Linked DNA regions of Homo sapiens: regions 1, 2, 4 and 5 are each linked to region 3. Evidence: chromatin contacts called from ENCODE Hi-C or POLR2A ChIA-PET data. All regions are on one chromosome and are shown on one strand. The core of a region is the stretch at or near the end of the contact, and the rest is flanking DNA. Distances in the headings are between cores, read along the strand shown. Region 1 overlaps VMP1 (vacuole membrane protein 1). Region 2 holds the start of DHX40 (DEAH-box helicase 40). Region 3 holds the start of USP32 (ubiquitin specific peptidase 32). Region 4 overlaps VMP1 (vacuole membrane protein 1). Region 5 has its middle 3.9 kb from the start of MIR21.

What was found. A loop is a pair of places that touch in the nucleus more often than their neighbours do. ChIA-PET counts read pairs that join two places held with the same protein, here RNA polymerase II (POLR2A). Pooled maps may share reads with other maps.
Region 1: a map with no recorded cell type shows a loop between it and region 3 (9-fold over the local background). The contact joins the enhancer-like site here to the promoter of USP32 in region 3. A Hi-C loop is called at or near these places in 5 of 37 single-sample maps with no recorded cell type and 8 of 50 pooled maps. POLR2A ChIA-PET finds 5 or more read pairs at or near these places in 3 of 52 experiments (Caco-2, GM10248 and activated CD4-positive, alpha-beta memory T cell).
Region 2: a loop to region 3 is called in a map of CD4-positive, alpha-beta T cell, with 4 times the contacts of the local background. The contact joins the promoter of DHX40 here to the promoter of USP32 in region 3. A Hi-C loop is called at or near these places in 2 of 168 maps with a recorded cell type or tissue (CD4-positive, alpha-beta T cell and naive thymus-derived CD4-positive, alpha-beta T cell) and 10 of 50 pooled maps.
Region 4: a map of natural killer cell shows a loop between it and region 3 (5-fold over the local background). The contact joins the enhancer-like site here to the promoter of USP32 in region 3. A Hi-C loop is called at or near these places in 1 of 168 maps with a recorded cell type or tissue (natural killer cell), 1 of 37 single-sample maps with no recorded cell type and 8 of 50 pooled maps. POLR2A ChIA-PET finds 5 or more read pairs at or near these places in 1 of 52 experiments (naive thymus-derived CD4-positive, alpha-beta T cell).
Region 5: a loop to region 3 is called in a pooled map, with 5 times the contacts of the local background. The contact joins the enhancer-like site here to the promoter of USP32 in region 3. A Hi-C loop is called at or near these places in 3 of 37 single-sample maps with no recorded cell type and 5 of 50 pooled maps. POLR2A ChIA-PET finds 5 or more read pairs at or near these places in 2 of 52 experiments (Caco-2 and activated CD4-positive, alpha-beta memory T cell).

What each region holds. Positions count from the first base shown.
Region 1 is chr17:59,827,841-59,831,505 of GRCh38, reverse strand. The region is part of intron 10 of VMP1 (vacuole membrane protein 1); the gene reads right to left. Among named protein-coding and RNA genes, the nearest start is that of MIR21, 12 kb to the left of the region's middle. RefSeq lists an enhancer at 1,538-1,727. Within about 2 kb of position 2,350, at least 23 of the 41 ENCODE cell types and tissues checked have a DNase peak (open chromatin) inside an H3K27ac peak, as active enhancers do.
Region 2 is chr17:59,563,385-59,566,907 of GRCh38, reverse strand. It overlaps DHX40 (DEAH-box helicase 40), which reads right to left and starts at 1,298. Exons shown (of 18, transcript NM_024612.5): 1 at 1,125-1,298; 2 at 114-281. The coding sequence starts at 1,236. RefSeq lists a silencer at 660-789 and enhancers at 1,200-1,459, 1,075-1,617.
Region 3 is chr17:60,390,422-60,393,975 of GRCh38, reverse strand. It overlaps USP32 (ubiquitin specific peptidase 32), which reads left to right and starts at 1,843. Exons shown (of 34, transcript NM_032582.4): 1 at 1,843-2,094. The coding sequence starts at 2,037. RefSeq lists silencers at 1,373-1,692, 1,803-2,022, 2,053-2,112 and an enhancer at 1,287-2,128.
Region 4 is chr17:59,785,238-59,788,725 of GRCh38, reverse strand. All of the region lies in intron 7 of VMP1 (vacuole membrane protein 1), which reads right to left. Among named protein-coding and RNA genes, the nearest start is that of MIR21, 54 kb to the left of the region's middle. RefSeq lists an enhancer at 1,806-2,285. Within about 2 kb of position 2,110, at least 30 of the 41 ENCODE cell types and tissues checked have a DNase peak (open chromatin) inside an H3K27ac peak, as active enhancers do; they include natural killer cell, where a contact is called at or near this core.
Region 5 is chr17:59,843,329-59,847,029 of GRCh38, reverse strand. No RefSeq gene overlaps it. Among named protein-coding and RNA genes, the nearest start is that of MIR21, 3.9 kb to the right of the region's middle. RefSeq lists an enhancer at 1-491. Within about 2 kb of position 1,294, at least 36 of the 41 ENCODE cell types and tissues checked have a DNase peak (open chromatin) inside an H3K27ac peak, as active enhancers do.

The DNA of each region.
Region 1 (3,665 bases), core at 1,101-3,600, 560 kb after region 3:
TGGAAATCACTTATGTGACAAGAAATCTGTATTTTAGGCTGGGTGTGATGGGTCATGCTTGTAATCCCAGCACTTTGGGAGACTGAGGCAGGAGGACTTGAGGCCAAGAGTTTGAGATCAGCCTGGGCAACATAGTGAGAACCCTGTCTCTACAAAAGTTTAAAAAAGTAGCTGGGTGTGATGGCAAGTGCCTGTAGTCCTAGCTATTCAAGAGGCTGAGATGGGAGGATCCTGTGAGCCTAGGAGTTCAAGGTTAAAGTAAGCTAGGATTGAACCACTGCACTCCACCCTTGGTGAAAGAGCAAGACCCTGTCTCTCTCTCAATAAATCAATAGATTAGATAGATAGATAATAAATAAGTAAGATCTGAAATCTGGCCAGGCAGGATAGGGTGGCTCATGCCAGTAATCCGAGCACTTTGGGAGGCTGAGGTGGGAGGACTGCTTGAGTCTAAGAGTTCAAGATCAGCTTGGGCAACACAGTAAGACTCCTGTCTCTACACCCACACAGAAAATTAACCAGGTGTGGTGCACACCTGTAGTCCTAGTTACTCAAGAGGCTGAGTGGGGAGGACTGCTTGAGCCCTCCTAGGAGGTTGAGGCTGTAGTGATCTAAAATCACACCACTACACTCCAGCCTGGGCTACAGAGGGAGAACCTGTTTCTTAAAACACCAACAAAAAAGATTGATTCACCTTGTTTAGCCCTATTTACAGAGTGTATACTTAAAGTCTAAGCAGTTGAAGTCTCTAAGCCTAAGAATATTTTACCAGCATTAATAAAGTAAATTTTTTATTTAATATAGGCTCTGCTCCTTTCTCAAATACTTTTTTGAGGATCTCAGCATTAATGTGAGCATATAGGTTATATTTACCCTCCTGAAAAACATTCTGACATAAATTCTAGTAAGGAGGCGATAGCCTCTTTACAAAGAGTAATAAGCCTTTTGTCTTAGAAAAAAGTCTGGGCACAACAGTTTTTTACCTTTATTTCATTGTTTGTGCTGGGTTAGTATTCCCTCTGATGATTAATCACAAAGTCTAAAGAATCTCAGGGTGTCATAAGTCAGATCCCTGAAAGCTTATAAATGAAAAAAAAAATTTTTCAGGAGAAGATTCAGGTCAGGGTACTTATAAAAAGAAAAGAGTGCTCAGCTTGGTGGCTCACTGTAATCCCAGCACTTTGGGAGGCCAAGGTGGGAGGATCACTTGAGCCTATGAGTTCAAGACCAGCCTGGGCAATATAGTGAGACCTCCTCTCTACAAAAAATTTAAAAATTGGCTGAGCATGCTGGCATGCGACAGGAGGTGGGAGGATCACTTGGGCCTGGGAGGCAGATGTTGCTCCAGCCTGGGCAACAGAGCTAGCCCCTGTCCCCGCCCCCACCAAATCTGGATAGCCCAACTTCAGGAGACTGAAAACCTGTGCCCAGAGTTATAAAATTTAATTATGTTCTAAATGAATATCAGGATCTTTAGAATTTTCTTGATTGAATGAGGACCACTGTATGTAAATCAATACATCAAATTTATCCTCTGACCCCAGAGAGTTCTATCAATTGAGATTTGGCCCAGGAGCACAGGAGTAGACTCCTATATAGAAAATGATCCTGTTCTAACTGAAGCCAACAACCGCCTCTTCTGCTGAAGAGACTGAATTTTACATTTAAGGCAATAGTAGGATACACTTTCAGGAATGAAATTAAAGCCCTTCCCTATCCTACTCCCATTACAAGCTGATCTGTTATATGTACAAAAGAGGAAAAGAGGGTGTGGGAGAAGATCAGCAACAAGACAGCCTAGCAATTCCCTTTCTCGGTAACAGTCTTGTAAATAATTCTCCATCTTCAGAAATGTGCACATTTTAGTCAAACATTATAGAGTTAAATTTTCCTTCCTACCCCCTAGGCAGTGATCTAAACAGGCTTAACGGCTAGTATTTTAATGAGTTGTCATTTCCTGTCTGATAAAGATTCTCACAGTATTTAACCACCAGTTTCCCTGGGGACCAACCAATACTAGAGCTCTATTCATAGTGACTCAGAATGGACCTCAGACTCTTGCCCTTATTCAAAAATGACAGATTGCCCTCCACATGAAACTGCCTTTCCTAGTAAGGTAGACTGCTCGGAAAAGGGTGGGGGAGTTTATCATGCAATCTTTCTGAAGAAGCCAAAGGCCATCATGCTGACTCATTAATATCTACAGCCTTTCAGCCCTTTATTAATCCAGAATAAGTAAATGAACAGGTGCTAACTGAAAATAAACACATATTTAACCTAGTAAAAAAGGATCTAGTTATCCTGTGTGACTGGAATGAAAGTGTTATTATCTTTACCATTTAACTGAATAGAACACATGAATCTTTTTGTTTTGTTTTGTTTTGTTTTTGGAGACGGAGTCTGGCTCTATCACCCACGATGGAGTGCAGTGGCGCAATCTCGGCTCACTGCAACCTTCACCTCCCGGCTTCAAGCGATTCTCCTGCCTCAACCCCCTGAGTAGCTGGGATTACAGGTAGGCACCACTACACCCTGCTAGTTTTTGTATTTTTAGTAGAGACAGGGTTTCACCATGTTGGTCAGGCTGGTCTCAAACTCCTGACCTTAAGTGATCCGCCTGCCTTGACCTCCCAAAATGCTGGGATTACAGGCATAAGCCTCTGTGCCTGGCTCAGTATATGAATCTTTGAAGCTGATACTATAAGAAAAAACTGGTAACTGATGTATTCTACTTGCTTTGGATCTGAAATGTGGTAGCCCCCTAATCATGTTTCTTTACATCCAGGATCTTGGAATGGCACCCCAACATAAAATAAATTCAGGATGAAAATCACACACTATACTAGAAAATCTAGGGCTTTCTCATATATACAAGTTTGGACTGACAGTCCCTGGCACCTTCTAAAATTCGTTGTGATTTGACCCCAGGATCTGGGATTAAAACATCTTGAATTTCATTCACATCTGTGCCCTTTCAAATGATTAAAACTTCTTTTGTACTTAAGTTAGTCCATTGTACGCAGAGTGGTATTATGAACACATGACACCATGGGTTTCTTTCTGGCTGTGTAGAAGGAAGACCATGCTTTCTCCAGGTGTATTTTATCAGGTACATTGTTTCTACTGCCTTACAGCATATTTTATCACAAAATAATCTGCAATTGCCCTAGCTTTTGGAGATTTAGCATTATTTTCTGTAAGAATCAGATTGGAGGTTAGACTTCCTTATCATTAGCAGCTACTCTTTGAAATAAGCTAACATTAAAGAGAAGCTCTAGAGAACAAAACCTCATTTCAGAAGGCAGACTTGAGCAGCAGGAGAAAAGCAGGCATTTGTGCTGATGAATGTGGCCAGAGCTAAAGGAGTGGTCTATAAGGACTAGGTAAAACTGATTGGTTGCCAAAACAAAACTCTGTTAAAAATCAACTGATTGCATTTATAGAAAATGACAGACTGGTGGCAGCTTTTTTTTTTTTTTTTAAAGAGGTTGTGTCTCTTGCCTCAGCCTCCCAAGTAGCTGGAACTACAGGCGAGTGGCACTGCACCTGGCCCCAGTGGCAGCTTTTTTTTGGGAACAGGATCTTGCTCTGTTGCCCACTCAAGAGTGCAATGGCACAAACACGACTCACTGCAGCCTTGACCTCCCGGGCTCAAGCAATCTTCC
Region 2 (3,523 bases), core at 49-2,548, 830 kb after region 3:
AAGCGGGACTATAAAGCAAATACTGGGCAATCATGGAGTACAGAAGTCCTACTGGCCTTTAAAAAGAGGATATTTTTAAAATATTTCCAATTATTACAACAGAAAAAAATCACCTGCTTCATATAGATATTTTGGGAGTTGAGTTGTTTTACCACTTCCTGTATTTCCAGTAACAATAAGGAATGAATTGTCCCTCACAGCTTGAATAATCTTTTTTCTTTGTTTCTGAATAGGAAAAGTTGGAGTAGTTCCTCCCTCCTGGGACGTGCATCCTTTCTCTTCTGTAATAACAGAAAAACAAGTCAATTAAAAGACTTGTAAAGATATCTCTGACTCAATTTCTCATGACTAAAACCAGAAAGGCAATAGAATTTTAGGGCTGGACGGGATCATCCATGACTTCTCAGTTAAATCGCTCATGTAAGTGAGCGTTAATGAGCGCAATTTGTAAGTGAGGGTTAATGAGCCCAGAACAACTTTTTGGTGAAATCCAGCAACTTGAGCATTTGTTCACGCATAACTCAAAGTACTTTTCAAAGCAAGTATAGCTCAAGGCAACGTATACACATGCATACTTACACAGAAGCACAAAACTCAATTTTATTTAACAATAGACCAAAAACTGGAACACAGCAGAAAATTCTCAGCTGGATTAGAAGCCACCTGTGTTTGCTTCTGATTCATGGTTCAAGTTAGGTCCCTGTTCAGAGCGACTGATATCCCAGAAGGCCAAGTGGTGGGTAACCATGGAAACTGGCTCCTGGAAACTGGCTCCCTTCATACTGTACCCAAAGGCAGGCTGGCGGCCCGACGAAGGGTGGGGGGGATGAATGGGTAGAGAACAAAGGGTCTATGAGCCTGTTTAAGAACAGAATGCATTTCGGGCGTTGGGGTTCACTTTTTCGCCCCCCAGTAAGGTTTTCGCCTAACTTGAATCTGGGACCGCCCCCCTCTAAGGCAAAGTGCTCATTGGACGCAAAGTTCGCCTCGGGCTTGGAAAGCCAGGAGAACGCCACGGCTTCCTCACTACTCTTCTCAGCCTGCCAAAGGCGTACTTTCATCCCCCCACCAAAACCCCCACGCCGTAACTCCCGCTGGCTTCCGTACCGTCCCGCGGACCGCACCTCTATCGGCGATGCAAACAGCCGAGAGCCGCTCTTCCTGGAGGTCTCTTGACCGCTCACCCTCCTCCTGCCGCCTTGGCGCCCTGCCCGCGACTGCGGGAAACCGGGACATAGACCTGGCCCCGAGTGGAGGCGAGCACGTCCACCGATCTGAGGAGATGGGAGGGGAAAGACGAGGACGCGCCCTGATGACGTAGAGGTGTTTACTTCCGCGCGTGCGACTTGTAGCAAGGGGAGGGGGAGCTGCTCGATGACGTGGTACGGGGCGGCCGGACCTCGAGCCGAGGCTCCACCCCCCAGGGATTTCCCGCCAACTGCCACGTGCGCTTCGCCTTGGGCGGCTGAGCCATACCTGAGGGCCCGAAGACCCCCTCTTGTTTCGCCTCTCCGGCGCCGAAGGTCGCGACGACACCTCTTTTCAACGCCACAGTGGTCTCTGCAGGCTATTCTGCCTTCACACACTTGACACGATGTAACCCTCTGCCCGGAGCTGGAACCATGATCCCAGAGTGCTGCGTTCCTCAACTCATTCTCACCTTTCCTAATCTGATATGACCTGTCCAAGGCACACAGCTACTGAGTTGTGGAGCCGAACTTTTAGTTATGTTATTATCAAAACTTAGGTCACCAAGGCTGTTCATTTCCCTCATAGGACCCTGCATTTTAATTTATTTGCATGTTTCCTCTTCTGCCCAGCTAGATTGTAAAGCCCCCCCCCACAAGAGTCGAAATATTAAAACACTGCTACATCCAGGGCCCAGCACAGTGATTCAAGGTGGGCTGTCAATATTTGTTGACTTTGCTGGAATGGAGGAATAATAATTGACTTCCTTAGGAATTAAGCTCATTTTTGATAGAGGTGCATTCCTTGGAAACCACAGTAGCTGAAAAGTTCAACAGATACACAGCATCTGAGGCAGGGCAACTTTTTCAGAAAAGGTACTTTGGGGGCAGGTCTTTCTGGTCTAGAGCCTGCCAATTTTTAAATTAGTGTCAACTGTAACAAAATCATTGCAATGTGAACAAGATTGTTTGTTGGACTCCTCAATTGTTCCTGCTGTTAGAATTAGCCAACACTTACTACCAAAGAAGACAACTCAAAACTGTCACTTCACCATCACCTAAAGACCCTCTTGTCTGACCAGGCTTCAAAAGATGTACCATAAGGTTGTTGGGCCCCCAGATTTTTCTGTGCTCATTTGAAGTGAAGTCATGGCCATGCATGGTGGCTCATGCCTGTAATGCCAGCACCTTGGGGGGCCAGGACAGATGAATCACTTGAGATCAGGAGTTCGAGACCGGCCTGGCCAATATGGTGAAACCCCGTCTCTATTAAAAATAAAAAAATAAAAAAAATTAGCCGGGTGTGGTAGCACGCGCCTATAATCCCAGCTACTCGGGAGGCTGAGGCAGGAGAATCGCTTGAACCTAGGAGGCAGGGGTTGCAGTGAGCCAAGATCATGCCACTGCACTCCAGCCTGGGCAACAGAGCGAGATTCCACCTCAAAAAATAAAGTGAACTCATACCAACTGCTTTTAAATGGAACTGATCAACACTTCTTAAAATGCAAGCTCATCAGATTTTGAATGATACCAAATAAGTTGGAACTTTGTAACAACTTTATATCTCAAAACCTGGGTATGAGAGGAAGCAATCTGGTAAATAGGAGAACATTCCAGGTTTCTCTCTTTCATTAGGAGCATCTCCCAGCCTTCTGGATCATGTTAGGAATTCAAAATATTATAGAAACAGAAAGCAAAATGGCAAAAATACATTTGTGGTACAGGCAAGGTATTGGTAATCTCAGTATTTCAGTATAGGGCATCTCTATCAGTGATATAATAAAGTCACTTTCTAAAAATCATCATTTCAGACCAATGATGATTACCACTTAGCTCATAGTAGTCAAATCTTTCTGATACAGTTGACCCTTGAACAATACTGGTTTGAACTTCGCAGGTCCACTTGTAGGCAGATTTTTTCTTCTGCACCTGCTAAGCTGGAGATAGCAAGATCAACCCTTTGTCTTCCTCCTCCTTCTCTTCAGCCTACTGAACAGGATGGAAACCTTTATGATGATCCACTTAAACTTAATGAATAGTAAATATATTTTCTCTTATGATTTTCTTAATGTTTTATTTTCTCTAGCTTGCTTTAAGAATACAGTATATAATACATATACAAAATACGTATTAATTAACTGTTTATGTTATTGGTAAGGCTTCCAGGCAATAGTTGGTATTAACAGTTAAGCTCTGGGGAGTCAAGTAATACAGATTTTGGCCCAATGCAGTGGCTCACACCTGTAATCCTAGCACTTTGGGAGGCCAAGGTGGGCAGATTGCCTGAGTTCAGGAGTTCAAGACCAGCCTGGGCAACATGGCAAAACCCCATCTCT
Region 3 (3,554 bases), core at 594-3,093:
GCGGTGGCTCACGCCTGTAATCCCAGCACTCTGGGAGGCTGAGGCGGGCGGATCATCTGAGGTTGCGAGTTCGAGAACAGCCTGACCAACATGGAGAAACCCTGTCTCTACTGAAAATACAAAATTAGCCAGGCATGGTGGCGCATGCCTGTAATCCCAACTACTCGGGAGGCTGAGGCAGGAGAGTCGCTTGAACCAGAGAGGCAGAGGTTGCGGTGAGTCGAGATCGCGCCATTGCACTCCAGCCTGGGCAACAGGGGTGAAACTCCGTCTCAAAAAAAAAAAAAAGAAAAACACAGAATATTACCTTCTTTCTCTAGCAGGGTATATTAGAATCTGTTGGTTTTAGGAACTAATAACCTTTCCCTGGCCCTAAATTACCTAACCGGCACCTTGGGTCCAATCTAATCCAAATGGTTACTTTTTCAATATTGCTTCCTTTTCCAGAAGCTTTATTCCGTGACTTTTAGGTTGAAGACGCAAACTAAATAAGAGTTGAAAATCAAGGAACTAAATAATAATTCCACTGTACATATACACCCCATTTGGTTTCTCCATTTATGGTTTCCTATAGGTTGTGTTCACCTTTTGGCTCTCGTGAATAATGCTGCTATAAACACGGGGGCACAAATACCTGTTCACATCCCTGCTTTTCATTCTTTGGGAAATGGAGAGGTGGAGTGGGAGAGTCAGTCACATGCTGCCACACCATGAACCTGGAAGGCACGATGCCAAGTGAAATAAGCCAGTCACAAAAGAGAAAGTCTGCAGAGTTCCACTCAGAGGAAATACTTAAGAGTAGTGAAATTGATAGTAGGACAGCGGTTGCCACGGACCAGTGGGAGGGGGATTGGGGAGTTACCGTTTAATAGGCACAGAGTTTCCCTTTTGCAAGATGAAAAACGGTGGGAAATGGGACGTGGCAATGGATGCAAAACAATATCAATGTTCTTAACGCCACTGAACTCACTTAGAAATTGTGAAAATGGTACATTTTGTTACGTATATTTTACCACAGATTAAAACGACTCCACGCTAAGCCTTGTAGCCCTCATGTTTCTCGGGGAGAAACTCTGGGAGAGAGGATAAGCCTTTTGCACAGCGCTTTCCAGAGAATGTGTACAAGAGGCATGGTCAGGAGGAGAAGGTGGGCCGGGCAGGCGAGATGACCCGAAAAGGCAGATCCACTTCGTTAACAAGGTCCACTTTCCTCAGGGATCTCCCGCTAGGTGTGAGCATTCTTTTGTCACAGGAAAGCCTTGAGATTCTCCTTTCCTTTCACAACGCCCTCCCAGTCAAAGACGTCCCTAAGGTTGGGAGCTCCCTGCCTACCCACTCCTTTCTCTTCTGAGCCATATGCCGCATCCCTCAGAACCCCATTCCCTAAGATTCTGCGGTCTTCCATGTTAGGTCCCGGCAACTGCCACACTAACCGTCAGCTGCTCGGACCCCACCCGCCGAACGCCAGAACATGTGGGCGCGGGGGCGGGGGGGGTCGTCCTCAAGCGCCCCGGAAGTCACCACCCCCCGTCGCCAGCGGAGGCGCCCGGGCGGGGCGCGCGGCTGCGATTGGCGGGAAGATGGGACGATGCGTTACGTGCGGAGATGCGTCCCCCTCCCCGGCGCTCCTGCGCGCGGTTAGCTTGGGGAGGGGCGGAGCGTGCGGCCCTGGGCGGCCGTTACCGGGAACAGTGTCTGGCCTCGGGTCCCGTGACCCTCGGCGGAGCTGGCGGGAGGGGGCGGAAGTGGCAAGAGGGCGTGAGGAGGGAAGGAGAGGGAGGAGAGAGAGGAGAGAGAAGGGCGGAGTAGGAGGCAGGGGAAGGGGGCGGGGCGGAAGAGTCACGTGATCCGGCATGGAGGCGGTGGCGGCGACCGGGAGGAGCCGCCGGGGCAGAAGCCGCACTTGTTAGTGTGGGGGGAGGTGGGGGCGGGGGACGCCGACACCGTCACCGTCACCCAGGGACGCCGAGGAGAAGGCGGGAGGGGGGTGGGGGCGAGATCAGGCTCCGACCCCCCGCCGAGGGGATGAGGGGAGCATGGGTGCCAAGGAGTCACGGATCGGATTCCTCAGCTACGAGGAGGCGCTGAGGAGAGGTGAGGGGGGAGGGGTCTGGGCGAGCTGCCTGGGAGGCCCGCGACGGGCAGCCTGGAGGGTGGGTAACCGGGAGGGAGAGGGGAGATTGAGGGCGTGGGGCGCCTGAGGCGGAAGGGAAAGGCGGCCGGCCTTGGGGAGTGTGGTGGAGGAGAGAGGTCGGGTGGGAAGCAGCGTTTGGGAATTAGGGCCGTTTGGAAAGGGGCTTGTCCTGAGAGAGGGGGATCGGCGCTGGCAGGGCAGTGCCCGTGCTCGCTGGTGGCGTTGTGATCCTGGATGTGTCCAGGGAAGTCCTCTCCCCGTTTTCTTGGGCGGCTCCAGCCCATCCAGCCCCCCTCATCCTTCATTGCCATTTTCTCCTATCATTCCTTCATAAAAACCTCAAATAACATCCTAACCTCGTTCCTAACAGCCTTAGCTGGAAGGGGACGAGGAGGCGGCTGCAAAGCGCTCCTCTCTGCTACTGGAAGCCCCTTCGTATCTGGGGAGTCCCTGCCTTTTCCCAGAGCCTATGCCTGTCTCTTGAGGGCTGTGGCCATCCGCTTCTGCCACCCTTCACCGTTTGAGCGGCTGACTTTGATAAGAACGATCTGAAATGAAGTTGTGTTTGAGGTGAGATGAGACTGGACAGCTGGCGTTGGCACCAGACCTTGTCTTAGGTTTCATCTCCTCCGACGTTGACCAAAGCCTTTGACTGCACTTGATGCCCAGTTCTCGCTCCATCCCTCTCCATGAAATGGCATTGGGAAGTCCAGCATTCAGATATTGTGTTAAATCTCCCTTTAGAGACTGGCCTGGCTGCCAGTCCCGGCCTGCTGCTTATTGGCTCTGAGGCACAGTATATTGTTGGCAGCCCCAACCCCCTACCACTCACTCTGATACCGCTGTCCATGATCACTAAAGCACACACTAACTGGAAGTGTCTTGTTGCACAGTTTATGGCCGGAATGTCTTAATTTTTCATGACTGGGATTTCAGTGTGTGTAGATCTGTGTATGCTTGTATTTCTTTTAGACATTTAATGGATATTCTTGGTAAGAAGTGAAAAAACATTAAGAAGATTAGGAGCTAGGCATTATTGTTAACAGGTTTCCAAGTCAAGAAATCAGCCATGCTCCAGGTGGTTTTAGTAGCTAAGGATATAAAATGGTAATTAGATTAAAAGACGGGTATTCAAAATGAGGCTTGAGAAGTGAACTCTTGTTCGTATATAGGAAGAAGAGGGGTAAGTGGGTAAGTTCAGTTGACCATCACCTGACAGTAAGATACAGAATTGAGATGTATTGGTGGTGGTGGATTTACCAGAATAACACAGATATGCCTTTTATGTCTTTCTTTCTTTTTCCCTTGTGGAACAGTATAATAATTGTTTTTATGGACAATCTCATTTGAACTTTTTTTGTCTGCCCCAATATGAGAAATATTCCAAATTCTTGATGTGTTTCCAGCCCTAGTAGGCTAG
Region 4 (3,488 bases), core at 861-3,360, 610 kb after region 3:
AAGCAGTTCTCCTACCTCAGCCTCCCAAGCAGCTGGGACTAGAAGCACCCGCCAGCACACCCAGCTAATTTTTTTGTAGTTTTAGTAGAGACGGGGTTTCGCCATTATTGGCCAGGCTGGTCTGGAACTTCCGACCTCAGGTGATCCGCTCACCTCGGCCTCCCAAAGTGCTGGGATTACAGGCGTGAGCCACCATGCCCAGCCACAAAACTATTTTCTTTTTTCTTCTTTTTTTTTTGGAGACTGAGTCTCTCTCCATCACCCAGGCTGGAGTGCAGTGGTGGGATCTCGGCTCACTAAAATGTACGCCTCCCGGGTTCAAGCGATTCTCCTGCCTCAGCCTCCTGAGTAGCTGGGACTACCGGAGCTCTCCAACATGCCTGAGTAATTTTTGTATTTTTAGTAGAGACGGTGTTTCACCATCTTGGCCAGGCTGGTCTAGAGCTCCTGACTTTGTGATCCGTCCCCCTCAGCCTCCCAAAGTGCTGGGATTACAGGCCTGAGCCAACGCGCCAAGCCCAAAACTATTTTCTACTCCAATGTGCAAAGCAACCTAACAAGAAAAACCTTAAATATTTATTCTTTTTTTCCCTGCTAATGACTGGACTGCATTAACCTCGTATTTTCATTTGAAAATCATCTTGTTTCAATGATAATTGCTTTGTCATCAAAACAAATAATTTTTTTAAATTTAGTTTGATGACTGACAGCATGGCTAAAACATAAACAATTTCAAACTTCATTATTGTATATTTTTTCCTGTGAGGAATAACTAGCTTCCACATTTTTTAGAATGTTTTTCTTATTTTGTTACAAAAGTGTAAGCCGAATAAAAGAAATTTTTAGGAGGTCGAGTTTAAAAGTTTTCACTAAATTAATTAATTAACTAATTAATTAATTATTTTTGAGACAAAGTTCACTCTGTCACCCAGGCTGGAGTGTAGTGGCACGATCTCGGCTCACTGCATCCTCTGCCTCCCTGGTTCAAGCAATTCTCTTGCCTCAGCCTCCTGAGTAGCAGGATTACAGGCACCTGCCACCATGCCCCACTAATTTTTGTATTTTTAGTAGAGATGGGGTTTCACCATGTTGGCCAAGCTGGTCTCAAACTCCTGACCTCAGGTGATCCACCCGCCTCAGCCTCCCAAAATGCTGGGATTACAGTCGTGAGCCATTGTGCCCAGCCTAAATTTATTTTTTAGATAAGTAAGTCTAGCTAAAGGTGACAAGGCTAAATACAGAAATGCGCATGTAAAAAGAAATGCACTTGGGAATGTATGTTGAGAAGACAAGTTTCCCACTGGCCATTCATTTAACAGCTTGCATCACATTGCAACTATCTTTCCTTGTTGATAATATGGGAATGAGTTAAAGAAATAGAAGAAATTAAAAGGGAGAAAGATTAAAGTCTGCGAGTGAGGTGGCAAAAGAGTTCAAAATAAAGTAAATGCTTCTAGAGAAAGCAAGTAAAAGGGGGCACGAAGAATTCCACTATAAATCATGCTAAGTGTGCTTAGACATCACAACTCCAGAATTACTCTAAGTGCTACCTTTTCTTGATGAACAAAGTGCAAGTAAGTGACCTTTGGTACCGACACCTAACTGTGCGAATAGTCAAAATATCCTGTAACAGAATCCATCAAGACCACTTAAAATTGCTTAATTTTGATGGTACTTTGTGATAAAATCATGAGCCAACTGTGAAAGACTATCTACCAGGCCCGCCTTTTCAAAAACTAAACATTATTGGGTGTGGTTGGTTGATTATGAAAAGAGAAACTACACTAATTCTTGGTAGTTTTGACAACGCCTTTAATGATAAAGAAGTGTGTTTAACATGTGTCTCTCATGTTCACTATGGTAAAGTTGATCAGTTTAACTCTTTGCAAACAAGCAAGAGATCCTGCAAGCAGGAAGCTTTTCTGTGGAACTCCTGACGCAACACAAACCATAACAGTTACTGCAAAGCTTAATGCAAACCCTCTAGAGTCCACGCTGACAAATTCTTTAACAAGCCCTGTGGTTACAGGGAAGCTGGTTTCACTGTGACTCACTCCTGCTCAAACAGTTTACTGGAAATGAAGGGGAGGGGGAATTTTCAGAGAAGTCATGTGATGGCCAGACAAACCACAACCAGTAAAGGTTCATCAGAGTCAAAAACAGGTCCCAGCAACAACTGACACCCAGAGTCTTCAAATGGTACTAAAGTGTATGAAAATGTGTCCTGTTTAGTTTCAGATCATCTACACCATAAACTCTTTCATGAATCTGTGTATGTAAAGGAAAAACTTCACAGCAGGAAAAACCAGCAGGCATTGACATGGTGTAGGCAACTGCAACCGCACACACTTCATAGGAAAATGTGCTTAAAAGAGAATAGCATTAGTGGAATGCCAAAGCACTTTCGTGAGTATTTAAATAATCTTATCAATTCCTTTCCCATAGTCTTTAAACTCAAATGATCAAACACATATTCTATCATTATCAAAAGAATCCTTCACTTTGACCCTATAGTTTGAAAAGGGATGTTCGCTAGATAAATGTCTATTTTGTTTTACTGCATTAAAAAAAAGGCATTGGCCATAAGAATGAGAACTACCATTACAACTAATAAACTGTTTTTTGGTTTTATATTTTCACTAGTAAAATAATGTAAATAACTCAAAACTTCTGAATAGGACAAAGATCCTATTAAGCTAAAAAATAAGATTTTTTTCAGCCTTAAATTTAATAGAAATTAGTAAGGTAAAAGATACTAGTATTAAAACTTAATTTGGGGATTTAGCTTCAACATACAGAGTAGGTAGCAATTATTGATTATTAATTACATTAATTACTATAGTCCTAAATAGAACCTAAAAATGTTCCCTTAAAAAAAGATTAAATTCAGAAACTATAAAATAGCCTTTGAGGAAATATTCAACCTAAAATGGTCGGCAGACTCATGAACGATACTCAACAGAAAGACAAGCTAATTGATATGAAAATAGAGGAAAAAAACTGATATTCTTTTTTATCTTTTTTTTTTTTTTTTTTGAGATGGAATCTCACTCTGTCACCTAGGCTGGAGTGCAGTGGTGTGATCTCAGCTCACTGCAACCTCTGCCTCTCGGGTTCAAGCGATTCTCGTTCCTCAGCCTCCCAAGTAGCTGGGATTACACATGCCTGCCATCATGCCCAGCTAATTTTTGTATTTTTAGTACAAAAAATTTTGTATTTTTACAAGGTTTCACCATGTTGGTCAGGCTGGTCTTTAGCCCCTGACCTCAAATGATCCACCTGCCTTGGCCTCCCAAAGTGCTGGGATTACAGGCATGAGTCATCATGCCAGGCCCCGATATTCTTTGAAAAGGTGAAGTTTTAAGACTTTTACATTTCTGATTTAATTTTAAATTTCCTATTCTGATAGCAATAATAAGAAGTAGGAAATTTCACATAGTCAGCAACCTAACACTGTGAGAAAGAATCCAAGTAGCAGGTCATTAAAA
Region 5 (3,701 bases), core at 45-2,544, 550 kb after region 3:
TCCTCCACACAACATGGTGAGGAGCCAAAGGAAGACAGTGATCTAAGTCATTCCCCACCTTCAGGCGGCACCATCCCTGTTTTCAAATCCCTAACTGCCTCACTCCCCTAAAGCATTTTTTCCCCGCTGGAAACAGACTGGAACACAATTAAGCAATGTTGATCACTGCTTCAGTCAAAAGTGGTCTGAAGGGAAAAGCTGATGTGTTTTGTCCCCCAAAAGGGATAGATGGCCTCAAAGGAAAATGTCGCATTTGGATTAGATTTGTGGTAGGGGAGGAGTGACCTGCCAAGGGCTCCTTGAATAAACAAAACTGTTCCTCAAAGGGCTTTGGGTGGAGGTCATCAAAGCAAGTTCACAGAAAGATCCTCCTCCCTGGTAACTCTCCAGAGATGGCTGACTCTTTGCTTACATAGGTAGCTCAGGGGTCCCACTTGAAGTCAGTTGCCCAGAATAAGCCAGAGCCTGCCCCCTCAAGAATTCAGGAATGTGGTTTCCAATGCAAATAAAGGCTAAATTGTAGAAACAGTGCTGGAGTGTGTTCAAGCCCTCCCTCTAGGTCCTCTGAGTCATTTGGAAATGGTTAACAAACAGGTTGGACACCTGGGTTGATTACTGCTGAAGGGGATTTCCACACAAACCCTATACTGTAAAATCATCCTCTTGCCTTCCCAAAGCAATTCAGTTCCACTTTCTAGATCGAATGTGCCTTAAAGATTCCAAATGTCCTAAATCAGATCCTAGGGTTCCTAAATTAGAGCAGCAACTGCTGCTGACACAAAGAAACAAGGAGCCAAGCAACTTTGTGCTTAAAAAAAAAAAAAAAAAAAGTTTATTTTAAATTAAGAGGAACAGATGTCCAATGTTTCAAAAAGCCACACATTTGTGGATTTGGCTGACAAACTCTCTAAGCTGCATTTTATTTCTGTTCCCATAGAGTCAGCTAGCCACTTGCAACTGACTCACTTCTCTCTGGGCCACAGTTTGGGCCAGTCTCCTGACTACAGAATTAGAATCCAGATATCAAATGAATCCAGGGTGCTTGGGTGGAGAGCAGGTGTTAAAAGCCATCTAAAACCACCCCTTCCCTGCTTTAATTTAGGAGTATCAACACCCACACAGCAAACTGCAAGGCTAGTGGGTCAAAGAGAATGAGCAAACAGTTGGCACCTGCCAATCCCAGCACCACGCAATTTTAAAGGCAATGAGTAAGCAGCTGTCTGGAACAGGTTTTTGTATAATCCTTCTTAAGAGTACTGGTTAAATATGCAAATACACACAGGTTATTTGCTGCAATTCAAGGCCTCGCCCCCAAGGCAAATGCATTACCTCAGGTGAACTCTTGGCCTTGTTGGGAAGGGATAGGATCCCTAGCTCCTGTCCACCAGACACTAATGACTCAGTTGCTTCTAAAGTTTAAAATACATGATGTGCTTTCTCTTCTTGTTGTCTTTGAGAATAAATAAATTTACCTTCAGACACAAGGGTTTTGTGTGTAGTATCTCATTTACGTTGTGTAAATACTGGAGAGGATTCAATAAATGTTAGAGATAAAATGTTACTTGGCTTTTCAAAAACTTTAAACTCCTGCTTAGTTTTAATTTTTTGTAGCACCTCAAAAAATTATTTATGAATAAAATGAAGCAGTTGTTTGTATTTTTTAATAGAAATGAGACTCTTAGGTCTATTGAGGAAGATCTTGCATGCCATCAATTTTTTCATGGTTCAAAACCTATTTACCCAGCAAATCTCACTGTATTTTCTAGACTGACCTTGTAACAAGTATTAAAAGCTGATACTCCCTTTTCTCCTCTTTCCTTCCAGATGTTTTAGTATTTATATATATATTTTTTGAGGCAGGGTCTGTGTCACTCAGGCTGGAGTGCAGTGACACAATCACGGCTCACTAATGAGGTGATCCACCTCAGCCTGGGACTATAGGCACATACTGTCACACTTGGCTAACTTTTAAATATTTTGTAGGGAGGTCTCATTATGTTGTCCAGGCTGGTCTCGAACTCCTGGGCTCAGGAGTGATTTGCCTGCCTTGGCCTACCAAAGTGCTAGAATTACAGGCATGAGCAACCATGATAACCAATATTCTTTATAATGAAAATAAATTAGAAAATGGTCAATATTTTCAGGTGGGAAAGTTAAAAAACTGTTTTTGGTTTTAAATTCTTCGGTAAATTTTTCACTTATCAAAAGTTTGACAGAGTATCTGCTAGAAAACCAGAGCACATATGCTAAGAAAGCATTTTAAAATATATCTTTGTTTCTGGAGGAGTGAATGCAATGTTGTGAAATTCTTGCATGTGTATCAGATGCTCACTTTTTTTTTTTTTTTTTTTTTTTTTTTGCGAGATGGTGTCTTGCTCTGTTGCCCAGGCTGGAGTGCAGTGGCACGATCTCAGGTCACTGCAACGTCTGCCTTCCGGGTTCAAGTGACTCTCCTGCCTGTTTCCCGAGTAGCTGAGATTACAGGCATACGCCACCACGCCTGGCTAATTTTTGTATTTTTAGTAGAGATAGGGTTTCACCATGCTGGCCAGGCTGGTCTTGAACTCCTGACCTCAAGTGATCCTGTCTTGGCCTCCCAAAAGGCTGGGATGACAGGCGTGAGCCACTGTGCCTGGCCTCAGTCTTTCATTGGGAATGCCCAGCATGGTGGCTCACACCTGTCATCCCAGCACTTTGGGAGGCCACGGCAGGATCGCTCGAGCCTGGGAATTCAAGACTGGCCTGGGCAAAATATTGAGACCCTGTCTTTACAAAAAATTAAAAAATTACCCAGGTATGGTGGTTCATGCTGGTCCTTGCCAGGGAGGCTGAGGTAGGAGAATTTCTTGAGCCTGGGAGGTCAAGGCTGTAAAGAGCCATGACTGTGCCACCACACTCCAGCCTGGGTGACACAGTAAAACCTCACTCTCAAAAAAAAAAAAAAAAAAAAAAAAAAGCTGGGGTGGTGGAGGTGGATAACTTTTATTGCTGTACTTTTACTGAACTCTTTTTTGTTTGTTTGTTTTGAGACGGAGTTTCACTCTTGTTGCCCAGGCTGGAGTGCAATGGCAAGATCTCGGCTCACTGCAACCTCTGCCTCCTGGGTTCAAGCGATTCCTGCCTCAGCCTCCCGAGTAGCTGGGATTACAGGCATGTGCCACCGTGCCTGCTACATTTTTGTATTTTTAGTAGAGATGTGATTTCGCCATGTTGGTTAGGCTGGTCTCGAACTCAGGTGATCTGCCCACCTTGGCCTCCCAAAGTGCTGGGATTACAGGCGTGAGCCACCATGCCCGGCCCTATTTATTGAACTCTTGGCCTAAAAGGGATCCTCCTGCCTTGGCCTCCCAAAGTATTAGGATTATAAGCATGAGCCACTGCACCCAGCCTATTTCAGTACTTTACATGTTACCAGATTTATTCCTTAGGTAAACTGTCCTTCTATCTCTTTTATTTTTATAGATGAAAGAAACTGAGGCTCTTTTAAACTTTCTCAGGTCACAAACAATGTAGAAGAAACCCGAACCGTCATTAACATAGACTATTACACATGGGGGAAAATGGGTTTTAAAGTAATATATATGGAAAGGCTTTTTGACACTGAAAGGTTGGGAATCTCTGTGATCTTCTTACACATGGGTCAGGCTAAACAATTTGCTTCAGGGTACATGAGCGCAACTGGTTATTTAGCTAGTGCATGA